Linked DNA regions of Homo sapiens: region 2 is linked to region 1. Evidence: read pairs that join two places in POLR2A ChIA-PET (ENCODE). Cell type or tissue: GM12878. All regions are shown on one strand.

Evidence for each region. Peaks named below come from ENCODE experiments on the same cell type or tissue, not always from the same donor. Only the 100,000 strongest peaks of a DNase experiment are listed, where the experiment ranks them.
Region 2: POLR2A ChIA-PET joins it to region 1 with 7 read pairs; 6 of 35 experiments call an interaction of 5 or more read pairs at or near these places.

Annotation. Positions count from the first base shown.
Region 1 is chr5:143,798,975-143,803,974 of GRCh38, reverse strand. No RefSeq gene overlaps it. Among named protein-coding and RNA genes, the nearest start is that of HMHB1, 11 kb to the left of the region's middle. RefSeq lists an enhancer at 2,602-2,661. In GM12878, no CTCF peak of the experiment used is centred here; no DNase peak of the experiment used is centred here; H3K27ac peaks cover 242 bases.
Region 2 is chr5:143,732,494-143,737,493 of GRCh38, reverse strand. No RefSeq gene overlaps it. Among named protein-coding and RNA genes, the nearest start is that of MIR5197, 55 kb to the right of the region's middle. In GM12878, no CTCF peak of the experiment used is centred here; no DNase peak of the experiment used is centred here.

The DNA.
Region 1 (5,000 bases):
TAAAAGCCGAGACATACTCTTCATTGTTGAGAGTCTGTAGATTATTCATCTTTTAAAGTCAGATTTAATTTCTGTAAAAGTAAATGCAATTTTCAGTTAGATCTTATGTTAAGTTAATTCTGTTAGAGATACCAATTTTGGTAGAAAGATATTATATATATTTTTATATATAATTATATATAAAATATTATATATATATATACACATACACACACGTATATATATTAAGACATGCCTAGGAAGTGAGGAAGCTGGTTTTAGGGGTCTCCCAAAATGTTTGAGACCTGTATAGACTGGAAAATGTTAACAGGCTGGGAAATTGCTTTTTAAATGTCTTCAGCTCAGTGTTAGTCTTTCAAGTTGACTTCTTTGAAGGCAGAATATTAACACAAAAGTATGTATTCTAGCATTTATTATTTGAGTCTCATCTCTCCTGAGCTTTTGTTTTGTTAAGGTGCACAATCTTGATGTAATCTTAATTTTTGTTTGTTTGAAAAATCCAAATTGAGCAATGCATAGGCTTACAAAAGAATACAATAATTGCTAATATTTTATTGTACAACTACATTGGACTATGTTGAAGGAACTCTCCTAAGCATTTGACAAGTGTTATCTTATTTAATCCTCACATCAACTTTCTGTAAAAGCTACTATGCTATACCCATTGTACAGTAGAGGGCTGAGATCCAGAGAGGTTAAGTAACCTGCTAGTGGCCAAATGGGTGGTAGGTAAGTTGTAGAGTCAAGGCCCCTTGATAAGGTCTGCCTGACACCTGAGTGCCTGCTTCCCAGTCTCCTTGCTACGTTGCCTTCCAGGAAAGGCATGGAAAATAATCAGAATGGTAACAAAGCAATCCAAGACAGGATATGAGAACCAATCAGGATATAGGACATTACTGGGGATTCAAAATGAGTTAGGGAGAAGAGGTACCAACAGGCGAACAGCCCCTTGTTCTGATTTTCACCATTTGAAATAACGCCCAGAATAATCCGTCATTTATTATTATTATATTTTTCGAGATGGAGTCTTGCTGTGTCGCCCAGGCTGGAGAGCAGTGGTGTGATCTCAGCTCACTGCAACCTCCACCTCCCAGGTTCAAGCAATTTTCCTGTCTCAGCCTCCTGAGTAGCTGGGACTACAAGTGCGTACCACCACACCCAGCTAATTTTTTTTTTGTATTTTTAGTAGAGACCGGGTTTCACCATGTTGGCCAGGCTGGTCTTGAACTCCTGACCTCGTGATCCACCCTCCTTGTCCTCCCAAAGTGCTGGGATTTTAGGTGTGAACCATTGCGCCCAGCCCATCATTTATTATTTTACCTAAATATTTAATTTATTAATTCACTCAACAAGTGTGACTGATCCCCTATTACAAGCTGAGAGCTGAATGAGCTAGGCACACAGAGTTGAATCTACCAAGGCTTCTGATGTTTTTCCATTTTATTTTCAGTTGACATGTAATAATTATATATATTTATAGGATACAGAGTGATATTTCAGTATGTGTATACAATATATGAAGATCAAATCAGGATAATTAATGTATCAGTTACTTCAAACATTTATGATTTCTTTGTGTTGTGAACGTTCAAAATAGTCTCTTCTAACTTTTTGAAAATATACAACAAATTATTAAAGAGCTTTTAGTCTCATATGAGCTATTATTTACTTTAAAACATTTCATCATAAAGTATTATAATACATGTGTGTTTATTCTACACTCTAATAAAAAATACATACTTCAGAGTGATCAACCAGCCCTTAATTATTAGAGTGATACCCCGGAAGTGCTGCTGCAAGAGTTTCAGCTCTTTATCTCTAATCAACAATATGTTTTGTTTATTGGCATAATAGATTATTTTCTATCATGCTAATAATCAAAGCTGTTTCCATTAGTGCAATTAGGGTGTTCAAGAGGTAGATTGGCTAAAAATAGCATGGAGACATACTCCATCCTTGCATGACAGGGTATGAGAATCTTCTGACCTCAGTGGTCTTTATATCTAGTTGAATGACAGATTGTTGTGTATAAAAACTTATGAAGGCTGTAGATGTTATCTTCCACCAGGAGAGGATCAACCCTTTCCTCTGTGGGGTGGATAGACTGGGGCTGGGAGAAGCATCTTCCCCAAGCTTGTGACTGGGCTGCGTGTATCTTGGGTTTGTTCCTGTTCCCAGAATGAGGCCCTTCTTCTAAGTGAGAACATGAAGTATCGACCAGGACCCCAGCGCCTGGGAGATCCTTGACTTCTCAGTGCACACAGAATACAGAAAACTCCCATTTGCTTTTCAGAAGTTTTCTGATTTTTAATCTCCTATTCCATGCAGCTTCAGAATTCTGCAAATTTCTTAAAGGGAAACCAGCTGTGTGTTTGAGGCTCCTCAAGTCTCCAGTGAATTCCAGCCTCACATAAATGCAAAAACCTCTGCTTTCCCATCCCAACAGTGGCCCTCTGTTGGGCCAAGCAAGATGCTTAGCTCTGGCCATACCCGGAACTGGCCAAAGCTGACAGGGAACAGGCAGCTGCAAACAAGTCACCTCACCACTGCCCCCAGGCCCCATGAACCAGAGTTCCTCCCCAGCAGTCAGCGTCTTCGTAGAACCATGAACTGGAGGAAAGTTCTGCTCTGCTTTTCTAAGATTTTTAAACTTAGTTTCTAAGTCTCCCACTGGGCTCAGCTTCAGGATTGAGCAAATGTCTTCAAGAAGTAACTAGCTGTGTGTTAAGGCCATTGAAATCACCAGTTGGGTCACCTCCTTACTGCATACCTGCTCCAGTCTCTGCTGTTTTCTCCTTCCCTCGCAACAGCGGCCCTTTGCTGGAGCCAAGAAAGGCTTCTCAGCCTCATAGCCACACCTAGAACTAGGCAAATACCCCCTAGGAAAAGCTGCAAAAGATCCCTTCCTCACCCCTCTGGGATTTTCCCGTCTGGAATTTTAGCCCATCTAGTCCTCATTGCTTTTGCAGCTCTCTGATGCCTTGAAACAGATGTGTTTTTTGAATTTGATCTAGCTTTTTTTTCAGTTGTGTTCCCGTGGGAGTGTTAAGCTGCCATAAACCACTCTATTCTAAGTGGAAAGCCCCATCTGCACTTTTGAAATGGCAGCCAATGCAGGACCCAGGTTGCTGGTGGGAAGGACTCTTCTGCATGATGCCAGCCATAGTGTTGAATCCATCTTGCCCCCAGAATAGTATCCATTTTGTGTCCAATGAAACTAAAAGGATAGAATTGGGACTCAAGAAGATTGCCAAACAGGTTCTAGACTGTTTGGTGTCTGCTTTCTAAAAAAAAAAAAAAAAAAAAAAAAAATGTGTGAAAGATCTGGGTTTGAGAATTTTCCTTTTTTTTCTTTTCATTTTTTTGAGACAGAGTTTTGCTCTGTCGCCCAGGCTGGAGTGCAGTGGCACAATCTCAGCTCACTGCAACCTCTGCCTCCCAGGTTCAGGCAATTCTCCTGTCTCAGCCTCCCAAGTATCTGGGATTACAGGTGCATGCTGCATGCCTGGCTAATTTTTTGTACTTTTAGTAGAGTTGGGATTTTGCCATGTTGGCCAGGCTGGTCTTGAACTCCTGACTCAGGTAATCCACCCCCCTCAGCATCTCAAAGTGCTGGGATTACAAGCATCAGCCACTGTGCCCGGCTAAGAGTTACTTTCATTATAACCTGGTAGGAAAGTTGCAGGGGAGGAGATCCTAAACTGTAAACTACCTCTAAATTTTTGAAGGTTACTAGTTCTTAAAAAAAAGAAGCTAATAATTGGGAATGACCAAACTGGCTTAGATCCATTCTCAACATAGTTCAATTTATTTCGTTTTGACTGACATCACTTCTTCAGTAATAAGTGCTACAAATAAACCAGTGTGTAAAGCATTATTTCCTGTTCCTTTTGCTCTAAAAATAACTAACTTTCCACTGAACAACTTCATTTACCCGGTCCATGAGGTCCATAAGTATGTCAATATATTTGTTTTTCACCTCTGGGTCCCCTCAATTGTTTCAAAAATATCAATTCTATGTCTTCTCAGTCTTCGTATTTTCTCACTTGAGTGCTTATTTTCCCATTTGTATATTTACCAAAATCCCTAATTCTAATTTTAAATGATCTTTCCCAGAGACTTTTCTTCTCCAGCTCTGTATTCCTTTGTTTATTCAAAGATTTACTAAGTATTGCTTTATTATATCCAGACTTACATACTGTACATAGCCACATCTCAATTTTGTAGCTGAGGAAGGCAATATTTGATTTCATATACCTGAAGGTAATTGATATTTGATTGTAGAACTACCCTTTTATTCCAAAACAGAGAATCGAAAGTACTCTATACCTTGTCTGTCAATTTCTCACCAAACCTTAGCATACTGTCTTACACATACTAGGCATTTAGCAGCTATGTTAATGTATTAATCAATGAAAAATATATTAAATTCATTCAGGACGTAAAGGAGTAAGTAAAAGCGCACACATGATATGTAGTATCTCCCATGTTCTTCTCTTGAATCTCATCTAAAATAAAAGCCCATGTTATAGACTCAGAGACCTGTTTGGTGCTTCAGGCCAAAAGAAGCAATAAAAACTTTGTTTAAAAAAATCCATCTTTGCTTCTGAAAGAACAGAAGAGTGAGGATAGAAGTCTTATCAAAAGAGAGAGCTTCCCAAACCATTCTTGAAAGGACATAGAAAACAGGTACAGGGGAAGGTTTACATTCAAAGAAGGAATGATAAAGGTGTGAAAAGGCAAGAATATAGAGGTGTCGAAAAGTACACTTAGATTAAAGAAGACAGTACGCTGTGTTGACTTTCTAGGTAGAAACTACAAGGAAAGGTGATAGTGAGGAACCCTGGAGCAAGACAGGAAGAAGGAAGCTTATTTCACTAACTTCTCTTTCAGACCCTAAGGCATCACCTACACTGAAGTCTGCACATTACCAGCACTCTGAGCACTGTGCTGGGAGGGTGAGTTAAGAGAGAGAAAAAGTGTTTGTGCATCTTGATATT
Region 2 (5,000 bases), 66 kb after region 1:
AGAAAGAAAAGACAGAACAAAATAAGTTCTATGAAAGAGCCACCACAAAGGGAGAATTGTTCTTTCTTCTTGAGGAGGATGACATATGACAACTTCAAACCCCACAGAAGTAACAACTGAAGACATTTAACTGACTTAACGGCAGCTTCATTGGCCATTTGTCATGTACTTACTGTCTAAACAACACTTGAAGGAAAAAGAAAGCTTTTCTAAATTGCTCCGTGTAAGTAGTGAGGACTGCTAATGAGAGGCATCCAACTCCCCAGAGGAAAGGATCCAACAGCTAACTCTAGTGCTGTGATGCTCAAACTGCATTAGCATTCGTGGGGAGTGTCTTAGAAATGCAAATTCTCAGGCCTCACCCCAGATCTACTGACCAGAATCTTTGAAGATGGAACCCAGTAATCAGTTTTAACAAGCCCTCCAGGAATTCTGGTGGACGCTGCAGTCAAAGAAGCTCTGCTTTAGAGCACAGTAGAAGTCTGTTCGACTAAGAGTCAGACAGACAGGGGTTTGGGGTCCCACCTTTGACACTAACTCATGGCACAACTCCAGACAAGGTGCTCTCTGAGCCATGACTTCATTCTACTCCGTGGGGATAATAATGGTAATAGCAGGGCTTTGTAAGGGAAAATATACATGAGGACTTAGTGAGTGGTAAATGCTCATTCAGCAAATGGTAGCCTTCACTGGGATCATTGAAAAGAACATGATTTCATTGCTTCACACAAAGGATAGAGATCTGTAGAATGTACCAGGGAAGCTGTTGTTGTTGAACTTGCATGGTGTCTAAGCATCCTTCCTTTCAAACTTTTTTTTTTTCTTTGGAGATGGAGTCTCACTCTGTCACCCAGGCTGGAGTGCAGTGGCACAATCTCAGCTCACTGCAACCTCCACCTTCCGGGTTCAAGTGATACTCCTGCCTCAGCCTCCCAAGTAGCTGGGATTACAGACGTGCACCACCATACCTGGCTAATTTTTGTATTTTCAGTAGAGATGGGGTTTCGCCATATTGACCAGGCTGGTCTCAAACTCCTGACCTTAAGTGATCCACTCACCTCAGCCTCCCAAAGTGCTGGGATTACAGGCGTAGCCACTGCGCCTGGCCCAAACCTTTTAGAAAGCTTTACTTCTCAGAGAATGGAGCACCTGTTTCAGAATGAGGGCCAGGTTTTTTAAAAATTGAGATGTTGAGTGCTCATAGCAGACCTGCCAAATCTGTATCTTGTGAAATGTGCTCTGGGTGTCTACGAGTTTAAAATTTTTCTCAAAAGAGTCTTCAGTAGACTAAGATATGGGAATTATTGATTAAAATGAGGAGATAAGATGTAACTCGGTGGTGACTTAGCTGTCACAGCCACTCTCCTACAGATTGAGGCAGAAGGAGGCAGGTGCATTGTCTGAATGTTACAACAGTAAGTAGAGCCAAGAAGGGAGACATCCTAACCTCTGCCCACCAGTTTACCACCTTTCTCTGTGGTGGCTGATGAGCTGCTAGTTAGATTTCTCTTAGCTGGCCAAACCTAGAATTGAAGCGATTTTATCAATTTCTGAGAGAAAATATTCTTGGTGGTGGCAAAAGGGAAGTGGATTAGGAGCCTGTTCTTGTAGGCGTTTAAAATGGAAAATTCCAAAGTTTTGTTTTTCAAGGAAGATATGGTACCTCTTTAAGAAATTCATAATATGTTAGCATGGGATGTAGTTCAAGAACTTGGTATTGGCCAGGAACGATGGCTCATGCCTCTAATCCCAGCACTTTGGGAGACCAAGGCAGGTGGACCACCTAAGGCCAGGAGTTTGAGACCAGCGTGGCCAACACGGTGAAACCCTATCTCGCCTAAAAATACAAAATTAGCCAGGTGTGGTGGCGCATGCCTGTAATCCAGCTACTTGGGAGGCTGAGGCATGAGAATCCCTTGAACTCAGGAGGTGGAGGTTGCAATGAGCCGAGATCACATCATTGCACACCAGCCTGGGCAACAAGGGCAAAGCTCCATTACAAAAAACAAACAAAAAAAACTTGGTATTCTCTCTCTCCTATTTCTATTGCCATGTAAGTGTGTCCCATTTGAGAATGAAAGAATTGAGGCTCAGAGAGGTTAAGCTGCTTTTTCAGACTGACAACCGGAAAAGTGGAGAGCTGAATTTTAAACCTAGGAAATATAACTCCCTGCCATATCAGAGTTCTAAACCCTTGCTTCTCAAAGAGCAGTTTCTGGACCAGCACCTTACATGAATTTTTGAGAAATGCCCAACCTCAGACCCCACCCCAGACCTACTTAACGAGGCTGCATTTCAACAGAGATTTGTAAACACACTGAAGTTTGAAAAGCACAAGGCATTTCTCCAGGTGTGTTCTAGGCATCACTAGCATGGAAAACACTTGTGAGTGCTAGCTAACTATATAGATTTCAGGCCTATCAGAAATCTCTGCAGCTGGTTTCAAAGATGCTGCATCATCAACGAACTCCTAGGTGATGGCTATGTATGCTTAATCTTGCGAACCACTGCTTTTAGTTCTCCTGCCCTGTGCTTTGCTTGACCATTAAAACAAGAAGGTCAAATTGGAGCAGGTGAATGAATGTTCTCCACCTAATGATGATAAAAGGAATTTGGAGAATAGCACAGGCAGCCAAATTAAGGAAGACCAGGGAGAAACTTTCTCTTTCTTGTCTTTACTATGTTTCAAACCCAGATTGTGGCATTGGCCTTTTATTTGAAGTCTAATTTTGTTTGGTTTTATTTTGTTTGGTTTTTGTTGGCTTTATTTATAAGGATGCCTTTGTGAAAATCTATACTATTTCTATCAGTGACTCCAAAGCCAGAGCTCAAGTTGTTTCTTTTACCTTGGACTTACTCACGTATTTTCTTCCTCTACAAACCAAAAAATGTGAAGTCGTGTCTCAACATGTTTCAAAGCACTCCACAGGAAGGTACCATGTTGAGAAAGGTATGGAGCACATCTGATAGACTGAGGTGGGTGACTGTGATAGGTATAACCTTAAAGTAATACAGAGTGAGGCAGGCGATGCTGATCAAGTTCTTGTCTAAAGTCTGTGTTGACACCAATAGAGACTCCAGAAGTTGAGAAAGCAGCAAAAAAAAAAAAAAAAAAAGAGAGAGAGAGGATCTTGAGCTATTAGTTGTAGTCCTGTTCTGTCACTAGCTATCAGCATGACTCTGTGAGAGTTACTTAATTTTTTCAAAGCCTAGTTTCCTCATTTGTTAAAGCAGAGGGTTTTTCAGGTACTTCAATTGCAATGACCTACAGGGCCAGGCAGGTAATGTAAATGCGTGAAGTCAGCGGCAAATCAGGGGGAAGTACAAGCCACTGAGAGCATGCGCCTCCTGAAGGCATTCAGGCACAGTTCTTCCTGAAACACAGTACCAGCCAAACAAAACAGATATGCGGCTGAATTTAACCCAGGATAGACTGTCTCTCGGGGTCCTTCCAGCACATAGCCAAAAGTTTTAGAGTTTCTTAACCATTGGGGTTCAACATGTCCATTGCATACCAGTATTAAACCAGAATCAGGAGGAGATTGAGGAGACCCAATAGAAAATGTTGATGATCTCATTCCTGTTACTTAAACTGGGAACAAGTGGCAAGTTGCTGAGCTTCCCACAGACTAGCTGAGGACACAGTGCCAAAGAGGAACCTGCATTCTTTTCCCTAAATGTAATGAGGCTGAAAAAAGATTCTGAAGAAGATGTAGAGTTATTTTGGTAGAGCTTCCAAGAAGACTCTGATGCAAGGTAATGGGAAGGGGGGTTGAATCGTTTATTTTGTTCATTTTGCTCTGTCAGTGGGGGAGGGGGGGAGATTAAGATTTTAAATAAAAGTTGATATGATAGCTATCATAAAAATGTGTGGTTTGGGTAATATCTCCAACGCTTTAATGGGAAATTCAGTTATTCTGTATTTCCAGGCATATGGTGGTTCCTCAATCAGATGTTTGATTATTAATTTAATGCATTCGTTCTCAAAGTGTGGCCCCTGCGCCAACAGCATCAGCAATACCTGTGAAGCTGTTAGAAATGCAAATTCTCAGACTGTACCTCAGATCTACTGAATCAGAAACTTGGGACTGGCGTCCGGCAACATGTGTTTTAATGAACCATCCAGGTGATTCTGATGCATCCTAAAGTTTGAGAATCACTGGTTTAATATTGTTAATTGGAGCCACTGGCTAGGTCATGGGTCTGAGCAATGTTTCAATTCTGACATTATGCCATGTTCTTCATATTTATGGGTATTTAAGTCATTCATTTCCAAGTATCAATGGGTCCTCTAAGTAATCAGTAGGGAGTTGATCTGGATGCCAAAATCAAAGAGGTACAATCGATTAAAACTGTCATTGAATAGAATTCATGCACATTCTTCAGGTAAGTGAAGGATCATTCTTGTTACGTATTCATTCCTTTTTAGTGCTTGTTGATTACACATGTTTTATTCTGTAGTATCAGGTTAAATGGTTCAGAAGCATCCTGTGTAAGCAGTAATTTGATGTAGCATGACTTCACTATATAACCCTTTATATAATATCATCAGTCCATCATCAGGGAAAAAAAAAAACAGCACACTCCTAAATAAAAGGGACCTGTCACTTAATTTTTCTCTGAGCATAGCAGTGGGAATCATTTCATCAGTTTCTTTGCATGCAGGAACAATGCATCTCTGCAGTATACAGGTTTGTTAATGCCTGTTATTTTGAGATGATTACATTTTTTGCTTGTTAATATACTGTTCTCTTGTGATCTTAAAAATGTTTCCCATTAGTCATCATTGTTCTCATATGGTACCTGAAAGAATTAACCATGTCCTCTATGTAGACATGGTTAATCTACATCGGTGTTCATTTCTGAGACAAGAAGAAATGCTTAGAATTAGAACACAATGTGGGCTACTGCCTAGCAGTGATTGATCTGTGAGGGCTTATAAATTGGTTGCTAGGCTTTCTAAGTGACATGCAATAGTAAGGGAAACTGAAAACAGGAAA